Regions from separate parts of the Homo sapiens genome. Here region 2 is linked to region 1. Evidence: chromatin loops called from intact Hi-C (ENCODE). Cell type or tissue: CD14-positive monocyte. All regions are shown on one strand. Each heading gives the region's core, and the rest is flanking DNA. Links, peaks and the distances in the headings are about the cores only. Region 1 overlaps GPRIN3 (GPRIN family member 3). Region 2 has its middle 24 kb from the start of GPRIN3.

What was found. Peaks named below come from ENCODE experiments on the same cell type or tissue, not always from the same donor. Only the 100,000 strongest peaks of a DNase experiment are listed, where the experiment ranks them.
Region 2: a loop joins it to region 1, with 1.8 times the contacts of the local background. A loop is called at or near these places in 6 of 110 quality-filtered maps.

What each region holds. Positions count from the first base shown.
Region 1 is chr4:89,283,256-89,286,174 of GRCh38, reverse strand. The region is part of intron 1 of GPRIN3 (GPRIN family member 3); the gene reads left to right. Among named protein-coding and RNA genes, the nearest start is that of GPRIN3, 23 kb to the left of the region's middle. In CD14-positive monocyte, for the core only: no CTCF peak of the experiment used is centred there; a DNase peak (open chromatin) is centred at 1,164; H3K4me3 peaks cover 816 bases; H3K27ac peaks cover 2,275 bases.
Region 2 is chr4:89,330,611-89,333,529 of GRCh38, reverse strand. No RefSeq gene overlaps it. Among named protein-coding and RNA genes, the nearest start is that of GPRIN3, 24 kb to the right of the region's middle. In CD14-positive monocyte, for the core only: no CTCF peak of the experiment used is centred there; DNase peaks (open chromatin) are centred at 1,399 and 1,699; H3K4me3 peaks cover 1,691 bases; H3K27ac peaks cover 1,860 bases.

The DNA of each region.
Region 1 (2,919 bases), core at 165-2,664:
AACTCCTCAAGCATTATTTTTCTTAATTTTTATTAACAAATTAATGTCATCTTAGTTTACATATATATATATATATATATATACACACACACATACACGTACACATGTAATTGAGCAACCTCTGCAAGAAGGAAAATGTCTAAAAGTTAAAGAAAAGGATATGTTCTGCAAAAGAAAAAGTGAGAGAGCTGACAGTCTTTGCAACTGAGGAAGTCAAGCTAGAAAATGATTAATCCAAATGAAGAACTAGTATACGGCTTCTCTTTCCCCTGAGGATAAATTAAGCAGTTGGAGTAGCAGAGTTAGAGATTTAGGCAAAAGAATGAGCATTCTAACAAGCTACTTATCCATAGTAATTCCCTCCCAAACACCAGTTCATAAGCCAGTTCTTCTTGGATACACTGATTTACTTTGCATGCCTTTTCCCCATCTCTGTCAGTTTCAGTTTGTTTACAGAAGAATATTTGAGGAGTAATTATGGAGAAAGGAGATAGTAAAATTTGGGAAAAGTAAAAAGAAGTGAATTGGGTGACAGAACAGGAAGTTGAGATATTTGTGATGCAGCCTGAGGTGTCCAACACATTTTCAGAATTAAAATGTCATGTTATAAAGCATGATCTTTTGGTTATTCTATGATTGTGGAGTAGATGGGGTTGTAACCACCTGGGGGTTCTTCCTGCCCACTGCACAAATAAAGACCATGGCATTGCAGTAAAGAAAAAGTTTAATTGATGCGAGGCTGGCCATGCCACATGGTAGACAAAGTTATTACTCAAATCAATCTCATAAAGGCTCATATGTTTAGGGATTTTTCTTTTTTTTTAATTATTATACTTTAAGTTCTAGGGTACATGTGCACAACATGCAGGTTTGTTACCTAGGTATACATGTGCCATGTTGGTTTGCTGCACCCATCATTTACATTAGGTATTTCTCCTAATGTTGTCCCTCCCCCGCCCCCTGACCCCCCAACCGACCCCGCCCTGTGTAGGGTAGGGATTTTTCAAAGGCAGTTTGGGGGAAGGGGTGAGAGTGGCTAGGTGCTTGCTGCTGATTGGTTGGGGTGGAGATGAAATCATAGGGAGTCAAAGCTGTCTGTCCCCTTGAGCTGAGTCACTCCTCTGTGGGGCCACAGGAGCAGTTTGGCAGGACCAAGTGGAGCCAGCAGTGTCAGACATGCAAAAGGCCTGAAAAGATATCTCAAAAGGCCAGTCTACATTGGTGATGTTATTGCAGTAGTAATTGGGGAAGTTGCATATCTTGTGACCAGCCTATTAGCAGAATTCAGGCTCCTCTCCTTCCCCTAGCCTGATGGTCTCATTCTCATTTAAACTATAATCTAAATGTCTTCCAAAGTTAGCTAGGCCTAGGCCTAAGTCCAAGAATAATTAAGGCAGCTTGAAAGCTAAAGGCAAGGAATGGGGAGTTGGGTTGGCTAGATCAGATCTCCCCCACTGCCATAATATTCTCACTGATATAATTTTTGCAAAGGCGATTTCAGGGTGAGAAAAGGGAGCTAGGGAAGGAGCAGTGGACTTGGAAGGTAGACCTGGTGGTGAGTTCCTGTTAGTAAGAAAGCCCAAGTAATTCTACTACCATAATCACTAATATTATTGCTGTTACTACTAGCTAACCTGTGTGCAAAACTCTCTTCTAAGAATGCACAACAATCCTAGAGGAAGGTGTTATTTTCATTCCTGGGTGGCAAGTGTTACAAACCTTAGGCACTGGGGAGTCAACTAATTTGCCTGAGGCCACACAGCTTGTAAGTGGCCAACCAGATGTGAACCTGAATAATCTGATCCTAGAGGCATTGTTAACCACTGTGCCTCTCACACAGTGAAATGTTTCCAGAAGGTAAGGGACAGTAATTCTGAATGGCTGGCAGTCCTCCAGCATGTGGTCTTCAGCCTCCTGTCTCTGTTCATGCCGTTCATTTGCTTTAGTGGCCTCTTCCACCCACCCATTCCTTCACCTGGCTGACTCCCCATCCTTCAGGGCATTCTGCCCAGCACACCTTTCCAGAATCCTGCTGAGGCCCTTACCTCACCAGCTTGTGGTGGGTACCCTGTGATACCATCTGTCATAGCGTTTACCTCAACACAGTTGCTTTTCTGCCTTGTCTTAAAACCTTGGATCCTTCCATTCTTTCATCCTTCGCATTCAATCAGAGGGCACAGCTGATTTGACCTCTTCAGTATTTCTAGGTCCATCCTTCCCTCAGTTCCTGCTGCCAGTGCCCTACTTCTCACAGTTTCACTTACAAAGCCCCCCGCAGTTTTACTTTGTCACACCCTTTAGCCCTATATCTTGCATCCGGAGCTGCAGCCATGCCAACTAAATATTGTTCCAGCCCCACCCCACCCTCAACCACTTCCCCAGTAGGCTGCCTGTATATCTATTCATGCTTGTCCATATGCACCTGAAATGCCCTTTCCTCCCCACTGGTGAAGTCCTGCTTAGTTTTCAAGGCAGCATTGCTGTTGCTTACACTCAGAGGCCTTGGGTGGGCCTTCTCTTAGATATGCCAGCATTGTGCACTCATAACACCCTATGCCGAGCTCTACCAAAGGGCTCACCATTATACCGTAGTCCAGTCTCCCTTTATGTTTCTGCCTCCCCCACTAGATATGAACTTCCTGAAGGTGAGGACTGGCAGATTCCACCCACCTTGTGTGTACCATGATCTGTGTGATTACTTACTATGTTCCTGGTATTTTTTTCCTTCCCTGTTTTGCAGCAGATCTCCACTGGTTCCCCGGAAGCTTTCCCTGATTGCAAAAGTTGGAATGAGTCATTCTTTTCTTGTGTTACCATTGAAATCTGTAGCAATGAAATCACCTTTCTGCCCAGTGGATGTGAGCTTCTGAAGGCAGGAATTGAGCCTTTGTGGCTCTCTAGAACCCACCACAGGCCTGG
Region 2 (2,919 bases), core at 164-2,663, 47 kb before region 1:
TCACTGAGGCATCCAGTGCTTCTGAAATTCAGAAATGGACAGAGGTGTTCTGAAATGCTCCTGCTCAGGGAACACTGGCCAGGACATTTCTGGGGTCTGGACACTGAGAATGCAGAATAAGCTGCCTCAGGCTGGGGTCCAGGGCCCCTTGTGTCAGCACTCAATGTTCACTGATCAAGAGGCATAGAGAAGGCCAGGTAAGATCCACAGGGCCTGAAGCATATAGAATTTTAGGAGGCCACTTTAAGAAAAAAGTATACAAAATGATCAATATCATTCTAAGAATGAAAGTGAATATTTATTTATTTATTTTGAGATGGAGTCTCTGTTGCCCAAGCTGGAGTGCAGTGGCACCATCTCGGCTCACTGCAACCTTTGCATCCCAGGATCAAGCAATTCTCCTGCCTCAGCCACCCGAGTAACTGAGATTACAGGCATGTGCCACCATATCCGGCTAGTTTTTGTATTTTTGGTAGAGACAGGGTTTCACCATGTTGGCCAGACTGGCCTCGAACTCCTGGCCTCAAGCACTTCTCCCACCTCAGCCTCCCAGAGTGCTGAGATTACAGGCCTGAGCCACTGTGCCTGGCCAAAAGTGAATTTTTTTTTAATAGAGAAAAAAATATAAGAAAGCTTACAAATACTACAAGTCTCACAAAATCTAGATAACATTTTTATTAATTATTTGTTTATACCTTAGTAAGACATTTTTCCTACATTTTGGACTGCATACTCTTTGATCACCTCTTCATAGGATAATTGTTTTGTAATATTTTCTATAGAGAGGATAAAAAGGTAGATAATTCACATTTTCCTCAAGTATGCTTGATTGACTTTTTATTATTGATAATTGGAAAGCATAAAACCCATGACTTCATGCACAGATGTACCTGTGTCCTACAAACACAGAAATTCTAAGTTCTATTTTGCATAATTTCCATCAGAAAAAATATATGTATGCATGACATTTACAAGTATATATGCTACATTATTCAGTATATTCCTGGCCTGAGGAAACTTCTGTATGTCCAGTTGTCAGTGAGAATTGAATCCTCTGTTTACTATTTCACCCCTCTGATGACTGGAGGAAACTTCTATAGGCTTTTCCCAAGCCTTTTTCTCCTCCACTCCCAACACACTTCTGGTGCCAGGCATTCTAGGCAGTATATCATGATAGCACTCCAGCCCTGCACATTGTAAGTGGGTACAGCAAGTGACAAGAATATTTTTGGAAGCCATTACTACCAAAGGTTGTCCAGCATATAACTTAACCATTTGTGGAAGTGACTCCAAACCATATAAATACATCACACTAAATACAAACTGAGGTTTGTCACCTTCCCCTTAGATGACCAATATTCTTACGGCCACTCCAAAGCCACTTTATATGGCAGACAGCTTTAGTGGAGGGGAAGTCAAGTGGCAGGCAACAGTGTCTCAATCAATTGCTGTTGAAGTGTTTTACTTTCATTAACGTGACAAAAACTATGACCATAGGAATCCATCATTAAGGCCCTTTCTAAGAGCTCAGAGGAAGGCCTGCAAAGGAGAAGCTCTGAAGTTTGAGCTTCATTAACTACATAGCAAATTCAACCCTGGGCATGAGACATCTCAGGGAATAGAAAGGACAAGACAACAGAGGGAGGACTAGGAGCCTTCCCCCTCGCCTCTCCATTCAGGGTCTAGATCTCATCCTGGGGAAGGGAAGGAAGCAGAAACACTGACTCACCCTGGAAAAGAGGAAGATTTAAACCGAAAATGACTGAGAAAACTTGAACGGGCAACTTAAAGTTTTTCCTCATTCTTGACCAGAATCAGAGGTCTTATGGGTAAGGTGAGTTCAGGTACAGAAAATAAAACTATATTTCTGCATTTCTAAGCAATAATTTTAAGTAACCACCCCACTACATATGAAAATTAAATGACTGAAACAGGAAAAGCCAAAGAATATAACCCCCGTTTTAACAGAATTGTGAGTTAATATGAACACTTAAAAAAGGAACAGATAACAGCTTGGATAGCTTTAAATAACTTTCTGTGATAACTTCTAAATCCCCAAGGTTCTGTGTAACTTTGACAAAGACATGGACCCAGAATTAATTGATCTTATCTTGGTTTCACTATGGCACTGGCTGATGATGGCAAGGTCTGGAAATAACACCTGGTGTCTGCAAGGAAGCTAACCCCTATGTCAACCCTTCTCTCTGGGTTTGCGAGGAAGAGAGACAGTTGCAGCAGGAACAAATTACTCCACCAAAAGATAATGTAAGACAGTAAATTTGGTTGATCACTGCTCTGGGCTAGATTGTGTCCCTGCAAAATTCATATGGTAAAGTCCTAACCCCCAGGATCTCAAAATGTGACTATATTTCGAGATAAGTTTTTAAAAGAGGCAAATAGTTTAAAACAAGGTCATATGGGTGGGCCTTAGTCTAACAAGACTGATGTCTTTATAAGAAGAGGAGATTAGGGATGCAGACAGGCACAGAGGGAAGACCAGGTGAAGGCACAAGGAGAGGACAGACCAAGGAGGAAGACCTGGAAAGAAACCAATCCTACTGTCACCTTGATCTCAGATTTCTAGCCTGTAGAAGTGTAAGGAAACACATTTCTGTTGTTTCACTACCCAGTCTGTGGTACTTTGTTAGGGAAGCCTAGTAAACTAATACAACCCCTAACTGAGGTCTGGGTAAAATGGAAGATTCATTTTATGCCCATAAATAACCATGATTTTATAAAAGTTTTAAAAAATAGTCTCTTGTTCATATCTACCATATCTACCAATTTGTTTCTTCATATCAGCCAATCCTCTCTGGGCATTGATAAGACCTTTTTTAAAAAAGGAAAATGTCCTAAAAATTAATATGTCACAATAAGACTCATATCCCTGCTGTTGTGTGTTGTAAGCACACACTGAGG